Linked DNA regions of Homo sapiens: region 2 is linked to region 1. The links are chromatin loops, found by intact Hi-C in ENCODE. Cell type or tissue: CD14-positive monocyte. All regions are shown on one strand. Each heading gives the region's core, and the rest is flanking DNA. Links, peaks and the distances in the headings are about the cores only.

Evidence for each region. A loop is a pair of places that touch in the nucleus more often than their neighbours do. Peaks named below come from ENCODE experiments on the same cell type or tissue, not always from the same donor. Only the 100,000 strongest peaks of a DNase experiment are listed, where the experiment ranks them.
Region 2: it touches region 1 in a loop (4-fold over the local background); 2 of 110 quality-filtered maps call a loop at or near these places.

What each region holds. Positions count from the first base shown.
Region 1 is chr6:111,118,674-111,121,602 of GRCh38, reverse strand. The region is part of intron 1 of SLC16A10 (solute carrier family 16 member 10); the gene reads right to left. Among named protein-coding and RNA genes, the nearest start is that of SNORD166, 6.3 kb to the right of the region's middle. In CD14-positive monocyte, for the core only: no CTCF peak of the experiment used is centred there; DNase peaks (open chromatin) are centred at 1,462 and 1,842.
Region 2 is chr6:111,237,015-111,239,943 of GRCh38, reverse strand. The region is part of intron 1 of SLC60A2-DT (SLC60A2 divergent transcript); the gene reads left to right. Among named protein-coding and RNA genes, the nearest start is that of SLC60A2-DT, 21 kb to the left of the region's middle. In CD14-positive monocyte, for the core only: no CTCF peak of the experiment used is centred there; DNase peaks (open chromatin) are centred at 263, 1,293 and 1,983; H3K4me3 peaks cover 629 bases; H3K27ac peaks cover 2,111 bases.

The DNA.
Region 1 (2,929 bases), core at 200-2,699:
ACTATGTTTTTCAAAACACAATACAATCTCTTTTGTTTGTTTAAGACAGGGTCTCACTGTATCACCCAAGCTGGGGTGCAGTGGCATAATCAGAGCTGACCACAGCCTCAACTTTCTGGGCTCAGGTGATCCTCCTGCCTCAGCCTCCGAAGTAGCTGGTACTACAGGCACACGCCACCACGCCCAGCTAATTTTTATATATTTTGTAGAGACAGGGTTTCCTATGTTGCCCAGGCTGGTCTTGAACTCCTGGGCTCAAGCAACAGGCCCAACTCAGCCCCCCAAAGTGCCGGGATTACCGGTGTGAGCCACCGTTGCCGGCCACAATAAAATCTGGATAATGCTGCTGCCAATGAACTGGACTAATCCAGGCCTACAGGGTTACCAGAGTGCCTCAATTCCTCCAACAGGGAGTAAGAGGCACACGTGTCATTACATTTTGCTGGTCATTATTTGACCTATGGCTCACTTAAAGTGGAGTTATAAGAAGCTGGTTGTATTGTATATTCCAAAATTTCCTGGAAATAAACATTCCAAATATACTTTGAATGAATGAATAAAACAGAAATATTTGACAAAAATATATATTTTTTTCTATTAGGGAAATAAAGTGCCTACTTGGCTGCTATCTACCCACAGACTTATAAAAAATAACTTCAAAAATTATACATCAAAATAAGCTCTATTTCAGTGGAATTCAGTTTATACCGTTAGTACTAAAGAATAAAAATAACCCTAACACCTTAAGATAAATGTTTCCAAGTCAATTCTTAAAAAACAAACACACACTAAGCACTCCACAATGATTGGGACATCGAGACAACCCTAATATCTTGCTCAAATATTAATAACCAACACTATGATATGATGTTCTCTTTAAAAACAGCCAAATAATCTACAGTATCTGCTGGCTCATGGTATAAGTGAAAGTCATCTGGACCAATGCTGAAAGTGGTTCATGGACAGGCACCAGTCTGAAAACTATTACCAGTTCACAAGATAACTAAAGAAACAAAGAGTGTTTAGAAATAGCAGTTTAAAAGAACAATTTTATATCTGATAAATCTAATAATATAAAATACAAATAAAAGTCATTATGTCTGATATTTTTGGAATTCTGGAATGGAGGGATGCACACATTAACAGAATCAACTGGCATTTTGGCATTTCACTTTACTTCCATTTAAGTTATAAAATGTTATATTGTGTAGAAACTCAACTATAAAAAAGTATATTTGAAAGTGCAAAGACTTCCAGAGTTATCTAAGCCTGAACTAGTCCATAAGCTAAGTTAAATTTCTAAACAGTGACATGAAGAACTGCCATTTATCAACTCCAATAAGTGCCTCTGATTTCAAGAATCCAAGAAAGGATTACTAAACACAGAAAAAGGAGAAATGGAAAAAAATGTTTCATGAAATCCAAACTAAGGATGTTGGAAGAATGACGTCAGCATGTTTCCCTGAGTGTCAGTGTGGTTCTGCAATGTGAGGACATACGCAAATCTCTTTTTTGGGAAATGGATACAGACATTAGTCATGACCACACTTTTTTATATTTCTAGTCTACATTTCCAGTTAATTTCTAAGATGGATGTCCCCATTAATACTACTTAATGGCTTAAGCCAACTTCATAATTAAAGACTTCACCTAATAGTTTGAAAGAAATTCCCTTATCATACAAATTGGGTCTGGATACATAAAATACTTGAAAGAAGACATTCAAAATAATAAAAATGAAGACCAGCAAGCCTGCCAGTATTATGGTTTCTAAACCAGTAAGGTTACAATGTTCTGCATTTTCTCAATGAGTGTATCTGGTGTTTCTTCTTGTAAGGACACTAATCCTATCTGACCAGGACCCCACCCTTGTGACCTCATTTAACCTTAAGTACATCTGTCAAGGTCCCATCTCCAAATATTGCCACACCAGGGGTTTGAGCTTCAAAATATGGATTTTGGGGGTTACAAACATTCAGTCCATAACATATGGCTAGCATTATATTTCTACTGGCAGTGATGCTATAGAGTAAAGATCAGCACAATGTGCCCTGCAGGCAAAACATGGTCCACTGCTCATTTTTGTACACCTCACAAGCTACAAATGCTTTTTACATTTTTAAATGGTTGGAAAAAATCAAAAGAATATGTCAAAACATATAAAAACTGTGTAAGATTCCAATGTTAGCGTCTAACAAAGTTTTACTAAAATACAGTCACACTCATTTGTTTACTTGTTGTATGAAGCTGAGTAGCTGCAAAAGAGACTATGCAGCCTACTCTAAAATATTTACTAAATGGCTCTTTACAGAGAATATTTTTGCCAATTCTTGCTACAGAGGATTAAAATGAAGCATCTCTATATGGTCTGACTGACTCACCTCTAAAATATGTAATGAACTTTAAAAAGCAATACTATTTATCACTTTTACCCGGTTTACCTCCAAATAGGATCTGAGGAGACCTATTTTTGTGTCAGCGATATTAAGTTCAAAGCTCTTATCAGAACTCCTGGGCTAGCTTAGCCCTTCAAAGGTATGGCACATTGCTTGCCAACAACAGATAACCCACTCAGTTACTGAAATGCACTTGGCCTCATTTCAAAGTCCCATCCCTGCCTTCTTCAGCATGACACCTTCCAGTGACTGTGCAGACTTTTGGTCCTGTTCCTACTTTGACTGTTCTTGTTCTTTGGCTTTGTCTTCCTGAGGATCCTGCAAAATCTTCTGAATAAGCATGAAAATATTTCCTCAGTAAGAGATGAACCAGCTTCTCTGGTTGTGTGTGGCAGGAAAGGCAAGTAAAATTAGGTGGCGATACCTATTCTCAACTGCTTTGAGTCCTTCACAGCTTCCTTCAATAGTGGTCCATCAATGCCATATAAAACCTGAGATAATTCACCTTTTTTTTTTTTTTTTTTTTTGAGACG
Region 2 (2,929 bases), core at 236-2,735, 120 kb before region 1:
TAAAATGAAAATTTTAACTAAAAAAAAAAAAAATAACTGCAGGAGTCTCTCTGGGCCTACTCTGGCTCAGGAGGCTGCCCAATAAAATAAAAATTTAAATTAAAAAAAAATTAAAAACACCATAATCAGTGTAAAAAGACAAATAACAAATAGGGAAAACTTTTAGCAATACATATGAGAGTCACAGCTAATACAGCATACGAAGAAAGTTCACAAAGTTCCCGAACAGAAAAATAAACAAAGGAGAAGAACAAACCCCCAAAGAGGAAGTGCAAATAGCTGAGTGATTTATGAGAAAAATTACACTTATTAGTAATAAAAATGCAAATTTAGACAAATGCTGTATGATTTCATGATATAAGGTTCTAGAGCAGTCAGATTCGTAGAGACAGAAAGTAGAATGGTGATTGACAAGAACTGAGCAGTGGCGGGGGGAAATGGGGAGTTAGTGTTTAATGGGTATGGAGTTTCAGTTTGGGAAGATGAAAAGTTCTGGAGATGGTAGTGATAGTTACAACAATGGCAACGTACATAATGCTATAGTACACTTAAAAATGATTAAAGTGAGGCTGGTGTAGTGGCATATAGCTATAGTTCCAGCTACTCTGGAGGATGAAGTGGGAAGATTGCTAGAGCCCACGAATTTGAGACCAGCCTGGCTGCATAGTAAGACCCCATCCCCCTCCCAAAAAAAAGGTTATATAAAATGGTAAATCTTATGTATATTTACCACAATTCAAAAAAAAAAACCCAAATGCAATTTTTAAATGAAGGCTTTTTAAAATCTGTAAACTGTTCAGTCTCTGTAATTAAAAAAATAACAGTATATAATATTATGAAGGTTCAGAGAAAGCATATAGTAACGCAACTTGACAAAACACAGCAAAGGCAAAAATACTAACCCTTCTACTCAGAAATTCTACCACTAGGAATTTTGCCTAAAGGAAATAAAGATGAGTATAAAGATTTCGCTATTAGAGTGTTCATAGCAATGGTGTTTATCACTGTGAAACAGGAAACAAATCTACATGTCCAATGATAGAGTTACAACAAATTAAAGATTCATCCATTTCATGGGATAACTGTGGAAACCATCAAAATAATGATGTAGAATTATACTGAATGACACATGTGGTAAACTTCTGTTATTTTTCTGCACAGAATCCATTCACTTTTCCAGGCAACAGGACCCTAGTTTTCTTTGAGGGGACCACCACCCTTCCTCATCTCATTTCAGGAAGTGAGTTAGCCATTACCCCACTTCAGGGCGGCATGATTCATGTCTGTTGAGTCAGCATCTCCTGACTCCTGGCTCAGTGATGGGTTCCAAGATGGGCACCTGACCTATGTTAGACCAGTGCGTTTTGATCCCAGGACTTTTTGTGCAAAAGATTGGGAGAGGGAAGTTCTTTTTCATCTGCTAGAGTTGATACAAAGGATAGCTTGGAGTTGTGGGAAAGAGGTCCCTTGAACAATGCCTACCAAAAAGAAAGCACCTGGACTTTTCACTCTTTTTCTTAAACCAGTTTGATTTGATTTTGGTTTTTGTCACTAACCAAAAAAAAAAAGTCATAAAGGATATGACATAGAAAGATGTTACAAGTCTTAAGTGAAAAAAGCATATTGCAGAATAGTATGTGTAGCACTTCTACAAATCATTTCCATAAATATCCGTAAATATAGTCTAAAGGGATATAGTCTGTAATGATAAAGTATGAGTAATTTTTCTTCTTGTTTAATGTCTCAAGATGAGCTTTTCATTCCTGTAAGATTAGAAGGCACTGTAGGTTTTCCATGAGAGTCCCTTCAGTTCCGTTACGCTAGCATTCTATTTTAGGTTTAAAATTTATACAGGAGCTTCTCTTTAGTGAAGTATCTGTCATCTGAGTCTCTGCTGTTTAATATGGAGGTATACTCAGAGTTGTTACTGTAGTGTCATTGCTTCTAGACCCTCTCTGTGGACAGAGTTAGGAAACACATGCATGACTACACACACACACACACTCACACCACATTTCCCAATTCCAATCCATCACCATAGTGTTTATTCACTTTACACCTTCCACATATGTACCTCCCTACTCCAGTAGTGAGAAACCTAGCTCCCATTTCCTTAATATATGTATTTATTTGTTCAAGCCCCTGTAAATAGACTCAATCTCCCAATTGTGTGGCCTTCTCCTTGGCCCTGGAGCAGCCATGCCAGCCAAGCTCCCCCTGGTTTCAACACTGATACCACGGACTCACTCCAGCTGCACTGGCTGAGTTGCACTGGCTAAGTTTTCAAAGGAAATCCTTAAAAGCACTAAAATAAAGTCAACATGTTCGTCCTGACAAGTTTGGACACCATTCATTTATTCAAAAAATCATCATTGAGCACTTATTCTGTGCCAGGCACTTTTCTGAATGTTGGAGATGAAAAGATAAAACAGACAAAAAGCTCTACCTTTGTGGAACTTGCAGTCTAATTGGGGAGACAATAAAGATAAATAAACTGTGCATGGTGGTTCATACCTGGGATCCCAGCACTTTGGGAGGCCCAGGTGGGAGGATCACTTGAGCCCAGGAGGTCAAGTTCAGCCTGGGCAATAGAGTGAAATTCTGTCTCTACAAAAAATCAAAAAATTAGCCAGGCTTTGTGGTACATGCCTGTGGTCCCAGCTACTCCGGAGGCTGAGGTGGGAGGATCCCTTGAAGCCAGGGGTTTGAGGCTGCAGTGAGCTGTGATCAAGCCACTGCATTTTTGTCTGGGTGACTGAGTGTGACCCTGTCTCAAGGAAAACCCAAAAACAAACAAACAAAATAAATAAATAAGACCAGGCATGGTGGCTCATGTGTGTAATCCCAGTACTTTGGGAAGCCAAGGTGGGAGGATCACTTGAGGCCAGGAGGTCAAGACCAGCCTGGGCAACATAGTAAGACCTCATCT